Regions from separate parts of the Homo sapiens genome. Here region 2 is linked to region 1. A link is a contact called in ENCODE Hi-C data. All regions are on one chromosome and are shown on one strand. Each heading gives the region's core, a stretch centred on a gene start or an enhancer-like site at or near the end of the contact. The rest is flanking DNA. Distances are from core to core; before and after follow the strand shown. Region 1 holds the start of RTEL1 (regulator of telomere elongation helicase 1). Region 2 holds the start of PCMTD2 (protein-L-isoaspartate (D-aspartate) O-methyltransferase domain containing 2).

What was found. Hi-C counts contacts between places; a loop is a spot of excess contacts on that map. Pooled maps may share reads with other maps.
Region 2: a loop to region 1 is called in a map of CD4-positive, alpha-beta T cell, with 10 times the contacts of the local background. The contact joins the promoter of PCMTD2 here to the promoter of RTEL1 in region 1. A Hi-C loop is called at or near these places in 2 of 168 maps with a recorded cell type or tissue (CD4-positive, alpha-beta T cell and CD8-positive, alpha-beta T cell) and 6 of 50 pooled maps.

Annotation. Positions count from the first base shown.
Region 1 is chr20:63,654,863-63,661,621 of GRCh38, reverse strand. It overlaps RTEL1 (regulator of telomere elongation helicase 1), which reads right to left and starts at 3,310. Exons shown (of 35, transcript NM_001283009.2): 1 at 3,156-3,310; 2 at 2,118-2,389; 3 at 126-324. The coding sequence starts at 2,219. RTEL1-TNFRSF6B (RTEL1-TNFRSF6B readthrough (NMD candidate)) reads right to left here and starts at 3,812. Exons shown (of 38, transcript NR_037882.1): 1 at 3,156-3,812; 2 at 2,118-2,389; 3 at 126-324. RefSeq lists enhancers at 2,686-2,735, 2,886-2,955, 3,076-3,235, 3,256-3,345, 3,376-3,615.
Region 2 is chr20:64,251,597-64,258,103 of GRCh38, reverse strand. PCMTD2 (protein-L-isoaspartate (D-aspartate) O-methyltransferase domain containing 2) reads right to left here and starts at 2,356. Exons shown (of 6, transcript NM_018257.3): 1 at 2,234-2,356.

The sequences.
Region 1 (6,759 bases), core at 2,061-4,560:
AAAAATTCTCCTTGAGTTCTGCTTGAGAGACGGCAGGAGTCCCCATGGGCCCACCCCACCCTCAGCGCCATCCCTTGCCAACCATCCCCACAGGAGGCCAGGAGAGGCCTGGGAACTAGGGTCACCTATGGGGTCTCCAGCAGCAGCAGCAGCGTTGCCCCAGGATGACAAGGCCCGATCCGGGAAAAGCTCTCCTTGCGCCCTCTCGGCAATCTTGCGGGCAGAGATGCCGTCTCGGAGGTGTTCTCGCCAGGCCAGCGTGGTGCACAGCAGGCACAGCGTCTTCCCTGTACCCGTAGGGCTCTCCAGGATGCCATTCACCTTCTGAACGGAGTTCGGAGCAAGGGTTACGGGGAAGCCAGGAAGAGGCGAGGCCACACAAGCTGCCCTGAGACAAGCTTCGGCAGCCAGCGGGCAGCTCTTTGCAGATGCAGAGGCCACTGCCAGGTGGCGAGAGCCCTGTGGGACCGCGGAGAAGTCCACAGGCAAGTCCCACTCTTGCCCTAAAGGGCGTGAAGCAACTCAGCCGCCATTAGCAAACGATTTGCAGAACGTTACCCAAAACACGACACTATTTTTCAGCTTAAATAGTAAGATGACTAATTAGGTGTCAAGTCTCAAAATAGGAAACTGTTCTGCGTTTCTGGATCCAAACATTTATGCTGTCCTATCTGACGTCCTACATACAAGCTCTCAGACGGGAACCTGAGCAGGAAACTCGGGGAGGGGAAGGGTGTGAGCCGGGTACAAGAGGGCACCTCAAGGAACCCAGGAGAAGGCAACCTGCACCACTGCCACCTCCCTGCACCCCCGAGGTTCAAAGACCTTCCAAGTGAGGCTGGCCACCGGCTGCCCCTCTAATGGAAATGCTTCCTCCTGACCCGTGAATATCAGCTGCTCCTCAGAGAGGCCCCCAAGGCACTCCTAAGTCTGTCACCCTCAAGGACTGTAGGGAAAAGAGAGATCAGACTGTTACTGTGTCTATGTAGAAAGGGAAGACATAACACACTCCATTTTGACCTGTACCCTGAACAATTGCTTTGCCCTAAGATGCTGTTAATCTGTAACTTTGCCCCAGCCTTGAGCTCACAGAAACATGTGTTGTATGGAATCAAGGTTTAAGGGATCTAGAGCTGTGCAGAACGTGCCTTGTTAACAATATGTTTACAGGCAGTATGCTTGGTAAAAGTCATCGCCATTCTCCAGTCTCGATAAACCAGGGGCACGATGCACTGCGGAAAGCCGCAGGGACCTCTGCCCTGGAAAGCCGGGTATTGCCCAAGGTTTCTCTCCATGTGATAGTCTGAAATATGGCCTCGTGGGATGGGAAAGACCTGACAGTCCCCCAGCCCAACACCCGTGAAGGGTCTGTGCTGAGGATTAGTAAAAGAGGAAAGCCTCTTGCAGTCGAGATAGAGGAAGGCCACTGTCTCCTGCCTGCCCCTGGGAACTGAATGTTTCGGTATAAAACCCGATTGTACATTTGTTCAATTCTGAGATAGGAGAAAAGCCGCCCTGTGGCAGGAGGCGAGACATATTGGCAGCAATGCTGCTCTGTTACTCTTTACTCCACCGAGATGTTTGGGTGGAGAAAAGCATAAAACTAGCCTACGTGCACATCCAGGCATAGTACCTTCCCTTGAACTTATTTGTGACCCAGATTCCTTTGCTCACGTTTTCTTGCTGACCTTCTCCCCACTATCACCTTGCTGTCCTGCCGCATTCCTCTTGCTGAGATAGTGAAAATAGTAATTAATGAATACTGAGGAAACTCAGAGACTGGTGCCGGTGCAGGTCCTCTGTATGCTGAGCGCCGGTCCCCTGGGCCCACTTTTCTCTCTATACTTTGTCTCTGTGTCTTATTCATTTTCTCAGTCTCTCGTCCCGCCTGATGAGAAATACCCACAGGTGTGGAGGGGCCGGCCCCCTTCAAAGGACGATCGTTTTTACTTGTCAATCCTCTCTCTGACCCCACCTGGAACACCAGCCCTTTTTATGACAGACGCTGCCTCTGGCCCGGAGGGGCCTGGCTGGAATGGGCCGGGAGAGGGAAGCACACCCCGTCCTGGCTGAAGCTCCACCCACCCGCAGTCCTTTCCTCGGGGCCTGTGCTCTACCTGCTGCAGACATTCCAGGACCTTGGTCATGTACTCCTGTTGGCATTTGTAGGGCTGGAAAGGGAAGTCTACGGTCACACCATTCAGGACTATCTTGGGCATATCAGCCTGTTCTCAGAAGGGCACAGAGCGTGGCTGAGGGGCAGGCTATTCGGGTCTGTGCGAAAAAACCACTCCGAACATCTTAGGGTCTCGGGCACTCCTGGTAAGCGATGCGAGCATGTGCACTGGGACACAACGCTGTTCTCTTCGAGAATCCCTATGGCACAGACCTGGGAAAGACAGTAAGACTCTGTTTGTAGACAGCCTTTGTGGGTACCGGGCTACTTTCCCAGGCGTTTCCATCAGTCCCTCCTGCGGAGAGGGTTGGAGAGCAACCCTGGTATATCCCATCTCGAGGAGCTGGCGGGGCGAAGATGCGAAGTGGCTGGGCCTTGCCTTATCCTCCCGCCCCACAACTCCGTCCTTCTCTGGAAAAGACGCCCACAGTGCTGCAAGTTCCGCCTGCAGTAATTCCGCGACTTCCACAAGAGCGTGAGGGCTGAAGAGGCAAGCGGCACCCCTCCCGGCCTCACCAGGCGCAACGTCAGAGCGGAGGGTCTGAACCTCCGGCCCTGCCTCTCCAGCCCTCTGCCCTCCTGGCTGGCTGGAGTCCATTCCCCATCCGCCCGGGTGGGCAACCAGATGCAGCCAAAGTAGCGAAAGAGCATGCCGGGATGCCAACCCGTGCAGCCCTCAGCAAATCACTCAACTTCTCTAAGCCTCAATCCCGCCCGGGAACTGGGACTAACAGAACAGACGCGGACACACTGAATGTCGGCCCTTCCCTCCAGCCCCGGTCAAGGGCTCAGCCAACGCCGCGGCGCCAGCGCCACGAGCGCAGGAAACTACAGGTCCCAAAATGCAGCGCGGCCAATCCGCCGACCCGCGGCCCCGAGGGCGGCTTGGGGCCTGCCGGGAGCTGTAGTTTCGAAAAACCGCAACGCGCCTACGAGCCGCTCGGGTAAAAGAACCACTTGTAGGGTCACTGCGACTCACTGCTCACTTGTCTCCGCGGCGAACCTTCCAGAACCGGGGTCCCTCAGGAACTCAACCGACTCCAGTCGAGGGCCGCCACCCGTCCCCAGCTGTCAGCCAGCTCAGAGTTTTCGCGGGCAGAGGCGCGCAGTCGGCGCTGAGCCCACTGCACTTCCGCCCCCCACTTCCGGTCCGTTGCTTTGTGCTCCCGGCGGAAACTGTTCCCCCGCGGAGGGGGTCCGCCTGCTCTTCGGCTCCTCCAGGCCTACACGGCGTTTTGCGCGTTCTGTGTCCGGCTCCGCTGGCCAGTGAACCTCACTTCCATCGCCCACAGGCAGAAATCTGGGGTCCCGCCCGTCTCCTCCCTTGATGTCATTCCCCCACCAGGGTCTGCGTTCCACTACCGCCTCTCTAGGCCGAGCCACCACCATTGCCCGGAGAGCTGCACGGGCCTCCTCCCCAGAGGCATCTTTTTACTGCTCGAGTGTGAGCCGACCGCTTTCCTGAAAATTTGAAAACGGCTGCGCCTTGCCCAGGACCCGGCTCCTGAGAGCCCTGACCGCCCCCTCTCCTTCCTCTCCTGCGTTCCAGCTTCTGCTCGGCTCACTGTCCCGCAGTGGTCCCGGCGGGCCTCCCTGAGTCCCCAGCACCCGGCACTGGCTGGCAGCAGGGCTGACTCCAAGAGCGAGGCCCGCACCGTTCTGTGGGGTCAGCCCAGCGTCACGGATGTTTGTCTCAGGCGGCCCCAGCTCCCATGCCCCAGAAGGCCCCAGAAGGCCCCAGGAGGGAGTTGGCGCTGCGTGACCGCGCACGGCCGGCAGGCAGCACTTCTTCGTGGCTTCTTCATGGCTGTGTTTAATGTCCACTGACGGCACATGCGAATGCCATGCGTGCCCACGCTCCTGGGTGTGAGATAGTGCTCGGAGAAGCCCCAGCACTCACTGGCACCCAGCCCCATGTGCCTGTTGTGGTGAAGGAACTGCAGGCTGCCTATCTGAGACTCGGCAGGGAGTTGAAGATGAGGAGACCAGCCACACACACTCGTTGAATGAATGGGCACCAAGCACAAGTTTCAGTGCCCCCCATACATGCTGATATGGTTCGGCTCTGTGTCTCCACCCAAGTCTCACCTCGAATTGTAATCCCCACGTGTGGAGGGAGGGACCTGGAGGGAGGTGGTTGGATCATGCGGTCAGTTTCCTCCAGGCTGTTCTGACAGTGAGTGCTCAGGAGACCCGATGGTTTAAAAGTGGCAGTTTCCCCTTCTCTCTCTCTTTCTCCTGCCGCCATGTACGACCTGGGAACTGGGACTAACATAGACTTCACCTTCTGCCATGATTCTTTTTTCTTTGAGACAGAGTTTTGGCTTTTTGCCCAGGCTGGAGTGCAGTGGCACAATCTTGGCTCACTGCAACCTCCACCTCCTGGGTTCAAGTGATTCTCCTGCCTCAGCCTCTCAAGTAGCTGGGATTACAGGTGTGCACCACTAAGCCCGGCTAATTTTTTATATTTTTAGTAGAGATGGAGTTTGACCGTGTTGGCCAGGCAGGTCTTGAACTCCTGACCTCAGGTGATCCACCCGCCTCGGCCTCCCAAAGTGCTGGGATTACAGGCGTGAGCCACCGCGCCCAGCCAGATAAGTCCTCTCATTGTCCACACTTTCTGGGTGAGAAAGTGAGGCACAGAGCGTTGAGCAGATTGCCCAGAGCCTGCTCAGGAGCCAGGAGTTTACCTTTTGCAGCCACACATCTCATCTCCTGAGAGCAGTGGCCAGAAAAGGCTGTCCTGTGGACTGAGCTGAAGTCTGAGTCATCTGCTCCTTGCCAGCTGCTATAGGAGCGTGCTGGCCTGGGGTGGTCAGGAACTCCTGTACCCCTGCCCTCTTCCTCTAATTGCTGACGTACCCACAGCTCCAGCATACAGCAGGTGCTTGACAGATGTCTGTTGAATGACTGAGTGTCCTGCTGAGATATAGGGCTCCTTCTAGGAGCCAGAGTTAATTTCTTTCTTTCTTTTTTTTTTTTGAGACAGAGTCTTGCTCTGTCGCCCAGGCTGGAATAGAGTGGTGCGATCTCGGCTCCCTGCAACCTCCACCTCCTGGGTTCAAGCGATTCTCCTGCCTCAGCCTCCTGAGTAGCTGGGATTACAGGTGCATGCCACCACGCCCGGCTAATTTTTGTATTTTTAGTAGAGATGGGGTTTCATCATGTTGGTCAGGCTGGTCTTGAACTCCTGACCTCGTGATCTGCCCACCTCAGCCTCCCAAAGTGTTAAGATTACAGGTGTGGGCCACCACGCCCAGCCAAGCCAGAGTTAATTTCAAGAATGCAGAGGTCTGATAAAAGTCACACTTTATGAAAAACATTTTTTTTTTTGAGGTGGAGTCTTGATATTGTTGCCCAGGCTGGAGTGCAGTGGTGGGATCTCGGCTCACTGCAACCTCTGCCTCCTGGATTCAAGTGATTCTCCTGCTTCAGCCTCCAAAGTAGCTGAGATTACAGGCACCTGCCACCACACCTGGCTAATTTTTGTATTTTTAGGGTAGATGGGGTTTCACCATGTTGGCCAGGCTGGTCTCAAACTCCTGACCTCAGGTGATCTGCCCACCTCGGCCCCCCAAAGTGTTGGGATTACAGTTGTGAGCCACTGCACCCAGTCAAAACATTTTTTTAACTAGCACTAATGTGCATGTGAAAAACATCTTTGAAATGCTCGTGCACTTTCTGCATTTGATCTTGGTGAGAAGTCAAAATCTGCTCCAAGACCTGGCACTATATTGGGGCAAACAGTCAGTACAGCTATTGTGTGCCTGCCAGCATGCTGTCATTACTCCTATTGCGTGTGCCTGCCAGTGCACTGAGAGTCAGTACACCTATGGCATGTGCCTGCTAGTGTGCTGTCAGTACAGCTGTTGTGTATGCCTGCTAGCACGCTGACAGTCAGTATGGCTGACAGTCAGTACCCCATTGCGTGTGCCTGCCTAGGTGCTGACAGTCAGTACCCCTGTTGTGTGTTCCTGCTAGTGCACACTGTGCACATCTACTGTGTTCCTGGCACTATGCCACGGGCTTCCACACACCTGGTCCCTGTGCTCCAGATGAGGACACAGAGGCTCAGAGAGGGCCTGGCCAGAGTCACAATGAGTGTGAGGCATTGCGGTGCTCTGAGCCTGACTGGGTGGGTCCTACCCCACCCACATGAGAAGACTCTGGAGGTCCCAGAGAGGGCTACTTCTCTTGATCCCTAGCACCTGAGCTCCAGCACCCGGGGCTGGAGTCTGCCTGAAGGATGCTGACCATCCCCAACTGCTACTGTGGTGGCCAACAGGGAGGACACAGCTGCTGTGGTGGGCAGCTCTGTGTGCCTCTCTGCCCTTCTTCCTCCTTCGCAGAGCTGGCTTCCTAGGAATGGCCCAGGGGCCAACACCTCTGTGTGTATATTAGTTTGATATGGCTTCATAGCAAATCACCACAAAACCAACAGCTTAAAACAACTCTCATTCATTACCTCCTAATTCTTAGTAACCCAAGGCTGAAACCAAGTGGGCAGTTGGGCTCAGTTCTTGTGTGGAGGCCCTGGGGTCAAACCTGCCTCCAAGCCCATTCTCTTCTTGTTGGCAGAACTC
Region 2 (6,507 bases), core at 1,107-3,606, 600 kb before region 1:
ATGTTCCAACATTGTCTCAATGCCACATCTCTAGAAGGTAACCTCAAACTGTATGTTGGATAGGTTTCATTTTCCACTAAGTAACTATCACTTATTTTGAACTCTGCCTTAATTTGAAAGTTCAGACAGCTTTTTAGTAAAAACAAGCACCTTTTTCCAGGTACCACCTGCCAGTCATGGCCTCATTTACACTTCACAACATTAAGAAGCAAATTGGAGCTGGCCGGTTAATTTGTTCATGATCACATAGCCAGTTTGTGAGGAGGGGGCTGCATTCAAACCCAGGACTGTATGGCAAAAGGCCTGTGTTTTTAATACCACACCAGTGCAGCTTTTAAAAATACTCAAGACAGCAACGTTCTTTACCACACAACACACCGGTAACCTTTTGACGATGGGGTAACCCTATCTATACCTATTGCCACTGGTAGGATCCATGTGAATAGCTGTGGGGTCTGATATTTATTACCATCTTTGTCTGGTAATCTAACACTCCCTCGCACTGAAAACCATCGATATGATCAGTCATGATGTCACCAAAAACACCGACAACAAAGCTCTTCGCCAAACCAAATCCTATCATTTTCACCCAGATTCTACAATCTGGTCAAATCCAATTTTTCAAAGTAAAAGTGTAGAATCATTTTTAGAACGCTGCACTCGATGATACTGTGCACATTGTCTGCTGTAATTAATCCTTAATATAATTCACTACTCTGTGGTAACTAGCAACAGTCCATAACAACCTGGCTGCTCCTTACAATGCGAACTGCCAGGGCACATGAAGAACACTTGCTGAGTGGCGACAGGCATGGGAAGGTCTCAGAACTGACACCTGAGTTGTGATTGTGGCTGTGTCAACACAAGCATGAAGCTATGGTAGTGGGGTTTTGGGAGGCGACATACGGAAGATCACATTCCAACTTGGATGTCACTTCTTTAGGGTAATATGGACAAAGTAATTCATTGTGGAAGATGAGTGGGGAAAAGGACCCAAAGCCACATCTCCTTTGGGCAGAATGATCAAACAAACACACAAACAGATTTCTCACCTTGAAAACCAGAACTCTTACAAGCAATGCAAAGGGACTTTTTTCAAATACAGATGGTCTCCGACTTCGGATGGTTCGACTTCAGGTTTAACGATGTGTTTACTGGGATGCGACCCCACCGTAAGCCGGGGAGCACCTATACTTGAAAGGCTGTCACATGTACACTATTAATGGGCCTAACAAAAGCCAGACCAGTGGTACATGTTGGAGACAATGCCTACTAAATACACAGAGAAGCTTTCTAACAAATGAAGTTGCAATGAATGAAAGGAGCTCTTGATAAGCCCAGCCAAGTTCCACTGGAGGTACGAGCTGGGGTGGCGCAGGGAGCAAGGCCCTGGATCGGTCACCTCTGAGGTCTCCTCTCATCACCTGAGTGTAGGGCTCTATTTCCCCCAAGCGTGGCCACAACAATTTCTGAGTTGCTTATAGGCACCTCAACTTCACTCATTCTTGAATGACAGTCTATCAAACGCCCAGATAGGAGCTGTTTAGCCATTCCCTTGAGAAGAAAAATGAAAACTATTCTAGTCACACGAGTAAAGAGGGGGTGGATAAAGAGGGCGTGGATATTTAGGTGACTTATTTGAGGTGCAACGCTGGAGCAAACATTCATTTAGGAGACACGTCCCTCTCACAAAAACAAAACAAAGGCCCGAAGCTCAGGCAAGTTCTCCTTCCTCCAACTAACAAAGATCTCTTTCCATGCGTGAATTGAAGTCCCAGTGCTCTGCTCCAATTCTTACTATCTCCAAGGCACGGGGCGGGGGGGCGCAATTATTTTTTTAAAAAATCCTGTCATCTTCTGAAAGGGTCCAAGGCAGACTTTGTTCTAAACCTTAGCTCTTGGCTTGCCTTGGAACTGCAAACGTTTCCCACTTGGGAAGTCAAAGACAAGCTGCAGGTCTGGACTAACCAGACCCAAGAGTGTGAGTGAGCAACGGGCACCGGGAGAGACCGACGGGAAACCGCGAGCGCTCGGAGAGAGAAACGCGGGACGCCCTGGAGGCCGCTGGGGGGAGGTGAGGGTGCCCGAGGTGGGGAGGAGCGACGCCCCCAGAGGAGAGCTCCGGGCGCAGGGGTGCCGGGGGTGGGGAAGGAGGAGGGAAGGGGCCGAGGGGACACACCACCCGCTCGCCGCAGGCCGGACCGAGGGGCGGCGGCGGCGGCGGCGGCTCTACCTCCAGGCTCGGCCGGCCGACGGGTTCGGACCGCCTGGGCTGCCACCTGCAGCTCCTCGGGCGCGTCCCTCGTGTGTCCGCGGCCGAGCAGCGCCGCTCCAACCTCGGCCGCCGTAAACATCCGCCGCCGCCGCCGCCGCCGCCGCCTCTGCGCCTGCGCACAACGGCCTGACTGCGCATGCGCCGCGGGCCTGGCACTTAAAGGGGTGATGGCGGCGCAGGGCGGGCCCCACTCCCCTGGGCTGCCTGCGTCCGCCCGCCCCGCTGAGAGCTCGCTGAGCCCTAGGCCGGGTCCGAGTCTCGCGGGCGCGCCGTCCGCGCAGTGCTCAGCCAGGACGGACCCCGCACGGGCTGCCTCAGAAGCCCTCCCTAAGGGTCACCTGAGACGCCTTTGCTGACCCACGGCTGGGGGCGTTCCGCATCTCCAGGGTGCCCTGCGGCTGCTGACTCGGGGCCGGCGCTGCCCTCGGGCGGCCTCCCAGCACCAAGCACAGCCGCCCTGGGACCCCCGCCCTGCCACGCGGACGGCCACCCGGCCCTGGGGCCCTCCTACCCAGCCGGCTTTGTGAAATCAGCTGTGAAAGGAAGATATCCTGGGCCCCCAAGATCACTAAGGAAAACTCCAGCAGGAAACTGCTTAGGGCAGGCCTGCTTCCCATTCCATTCAAAGTCACTCCTCTGCTCACTTAGATAGATACATATCTGATTTGCCTCCTTTGAAAAGGCAAATGAGAAACTCAAAAGAATTTAACCGTTGGTGTCTCACCTATCTGTGGCCTGGACGCTCCCTCCCCGCTTGGAGTCTTCCTGCCTTTGCTTCAAGTTGTCCCGTCTTTCCAGACCGAACCGATGTGCTTCTTACATGTATCGATGGATGTATCCTGTCTCCCTAAATGTATAAAACCAAGCTGTGCCCCGACCACCTTGGGCACATGTCAGGACTTCCTGAGGCTGTGTCACGGGCGCGTCCTCACCCTTGGCAAAATAAACTTTGTAAATTAACTGAGACCTGTCTCCCATTTTCTGGGTTCACACAGCCCATTGCCCAAACTTCGCGTGGGGCTTTGCAGATAGGCTGTAGCTGCAGAACCCTTTCTTCAAGCACAGCCATGCAAGCCGCCTCATATGTGCAAGTGCCAGCGTCGCTGGGGCGGACGAGTGGGCCTGGGTCTCCGGTTCCCGCCTCCCTCCTAACTCGGCATTCCTCCCCAGACCCTGGAGCTCCACTTAGGAGCAGAGTTTGAAAACCAAAGGCCGGTGCCTTCACCACGTTATGTGGTCCCAGGGAGACCTCACTTCTCTTGTTGATCCATGGTCCTGGATCCACGGACCTGAGGTGGCCCACCACCTCATGACCTTCATGGGGCTCTCAGTGTCCTTCCACCTGAGAGCTTGTGGTTATTTGTGACTGTTTCAAATTACAGAAGCCCTGGAGTCATCCTTGACTCTCTTCCTACTGCCAGGGGACACGTCCTCCATACATCCCTCCTTGCCCTGTCCCAGCTCCCCTCACCTCTCCCCACCCCTCCCACCATTCCCCTGGGCTCTGGCGAGTGGTCCTCCTAAAACAGGTGATCACATCACTGCTGTCTTCAGACACTCCCTTTGTTCCTGGACCCAACTGAGGGTCGGGCTACTACTTCTCCTGGCCCAATAACAAGATGCAAATGAGCTGGAGAGTAAGAGAGGTTTTATTTCTGTAACCGGTTACAAGGAGAAGGCCTGGAAATTATCACCATACCAACTCAAAATTACAAAGTTTTCCAAAGCTCGTATACCTTCTAAGCTGTATGTCTACATGTAAGTGTGCATTCATCTACAGACATAAGTGATTAACTTCTTTTAATCTATGACTAAGGTTGAGTCCTGAAGACCCTCTTCTGGAGCCTCAGTAAGTTTACTTAATCTAAATGGGTCTAGGTGCTGGGGTGATTACCCTTATCTTGTCTCCTGCTAAATCATAATGATATGGGGAATTCCTTTAGACCCCCATAAACTTGTTTGTGGAGGCCTGGGGAGTTTCTTCAGATCCCTAATACAACTTGTTTAATCCTAAAAAGGGTCCTGTTAAGAGTTCCTTCGTTATCTTGTCATGCTTCAAGGCCCAGGAAGAGCCTAGGCAAAACTCTTGGTGGGCTCTTTGTTACATTCCAACCTTTGTATAAGGGCATTGGCTCAATCAGCTTTTAATGTTTAACCTGGCTACTCAGTCCGTGCTGGGACAGCTGTAATGGAGGCCTGCGTTAGTGAGACCCGGCCTGCCACAACTTCAGACTCTTGCTTGGTTTTCCAAGGTGTCTCCACCATTCCCCTCCACATCAGCTTCCACTACCATCAGCATTCATAACCCTTCACAGGGTATATACTGAGCACTCTACATGGGTTATTTCCATGAAATAGGTACTAGTATGACCTCCAAGAAGAAAAGTGGACCGTGACATCAGGAGCTGGCCTGGCACTCAGATCGAGGCCATGGGGTCTCCTGTTGGACATAAATAATTTTGTAGAGGAGCACCATCATGATCCAAGGCCACGTCATAATTTTGTCTAAGCACAAACAAAAACAGGGTAACTGTGCCACCCACAAAATCTAAGACATATCATCTCCAAGTTAGTAACAATGACCCCCGCTCCTCTACCAGCTACAGCTGAGCCTCCCTCTGCCCTGGCCTCCTCACAGATAACATCTACTGAGATGCCCAGAGAACCACCCTTTCCCCCCATCCACTCCCCCAATTCCTGACAGCATCTAATCCATGAAAAAAATCACCCAACTCAAGCCCATAACCTTTAGTAACTTTTCCCGACACCTCTTACTGAGATGCCTTGCAGTTCTCCATGATCTGCATCCCTCTCGCTGCAATGAGTGATAATCCCAACTCATTCAATTACAGGCAGGTTCCTGGCAGCCTTTGGCTTGACGACACTGATACCTCCATTTTACAGATGAGGGAACTGAAACTGCAAGAGGTTCGCTGGCTTCTTGTACTTACCAGCTAGTAGTAAGCACAGGAAGGTGGATGGGAATCCAACTGCTGCTGTCACCCTCCTCCAGGCTTCTCCCACACCCAGCCACGGGGAGCTTTCTGAGTATGTCTTCAGTGTCCCCTCGCCTATCCCCTTGCATCTCTCCACTCATCTGTGTTGTATCTGCAGGAGGAGCCTCGGACGGAGGGAAGGTCATGCAAGGGCCTGAGGCAGGGGTGCGGCTGGGTATCTGGGGAGCAAGTAGCTAGAGCCACATGTGGGAGGTTGTGTTGTTGTCTTCGAAATACACTATTCTTACTATGGTAAAGTATACAAAACATTTATCATTTGAACCATTTTTAAGTGTACATGAAGTACATTTACACTATTGTGCAACCTCACTACTATCCAGCTCCACATTTTTTTCATCATGCCTAACTGCAACTCCATACCCATTCGTGTTAAAAATTCTCACCCAGCTGGCTGAGCACAGTGGCTCACACCTGTCATCCCAGCACTTTGGGAGGCCGAGGCGGGCGGATCACGAGGTCAGGAGATTGAGACCATCCTGACCAACATGGCGAAACCCCGTCTCCACTAAAAATACAAACATTAGCCGGTCATGGTGGCACATGCCTGTAATCCCAGCTACTTGGGAGGCTGAGGCAGGAGAATAGTTTAAACCAGGGAGTCGGCGGTTGCAGTGAGCCGAGATCGCACCACTGCACTCCAGCCTGGGCGACAGAGTGAGACTCCATCTCAAAAAAAAAAAAAAAAAAATTCTCACCCAGCTAGTAATAGAGAGAGGGGCATTTCCTCAACTTGATAAAGAACATCTACAGAAAACCAACAGCTAATATCATACTTAATGGTGAGAAAGTGGACCCTTTCTCCTTAAGATCAGGAACAAGGCAGGAATGTCCCCTCTCACTACTTCTGTTCAACATCATATAGAAGTCCTAGCTGATGCAATAAGACTTGAAAATAAGGGTTACAGATTTAGAAGGAAGAAATAAAACTGTCTTTTTGCACAGGTGGTAAGATTAACTGTGTATTATACCCTGAAGAATCTCCAATAAAACTCCAGAAACTAATAACTGACTACAGCAAGGTTGCTGGATACAGCAGTCCCCCCCCTTATCCTTAGGGGATATGTTCTAAGACACTGTTGGGGATATGTACCAAACTCTATAGTACATATAGGAATGCTTGAAACCAGGGATGGAATCAAACCCTATATATACTATGTTTTTTCCTACATATGGATCATCTATGATAAAGTTTAATTTATAAATTAGGCATAGCAA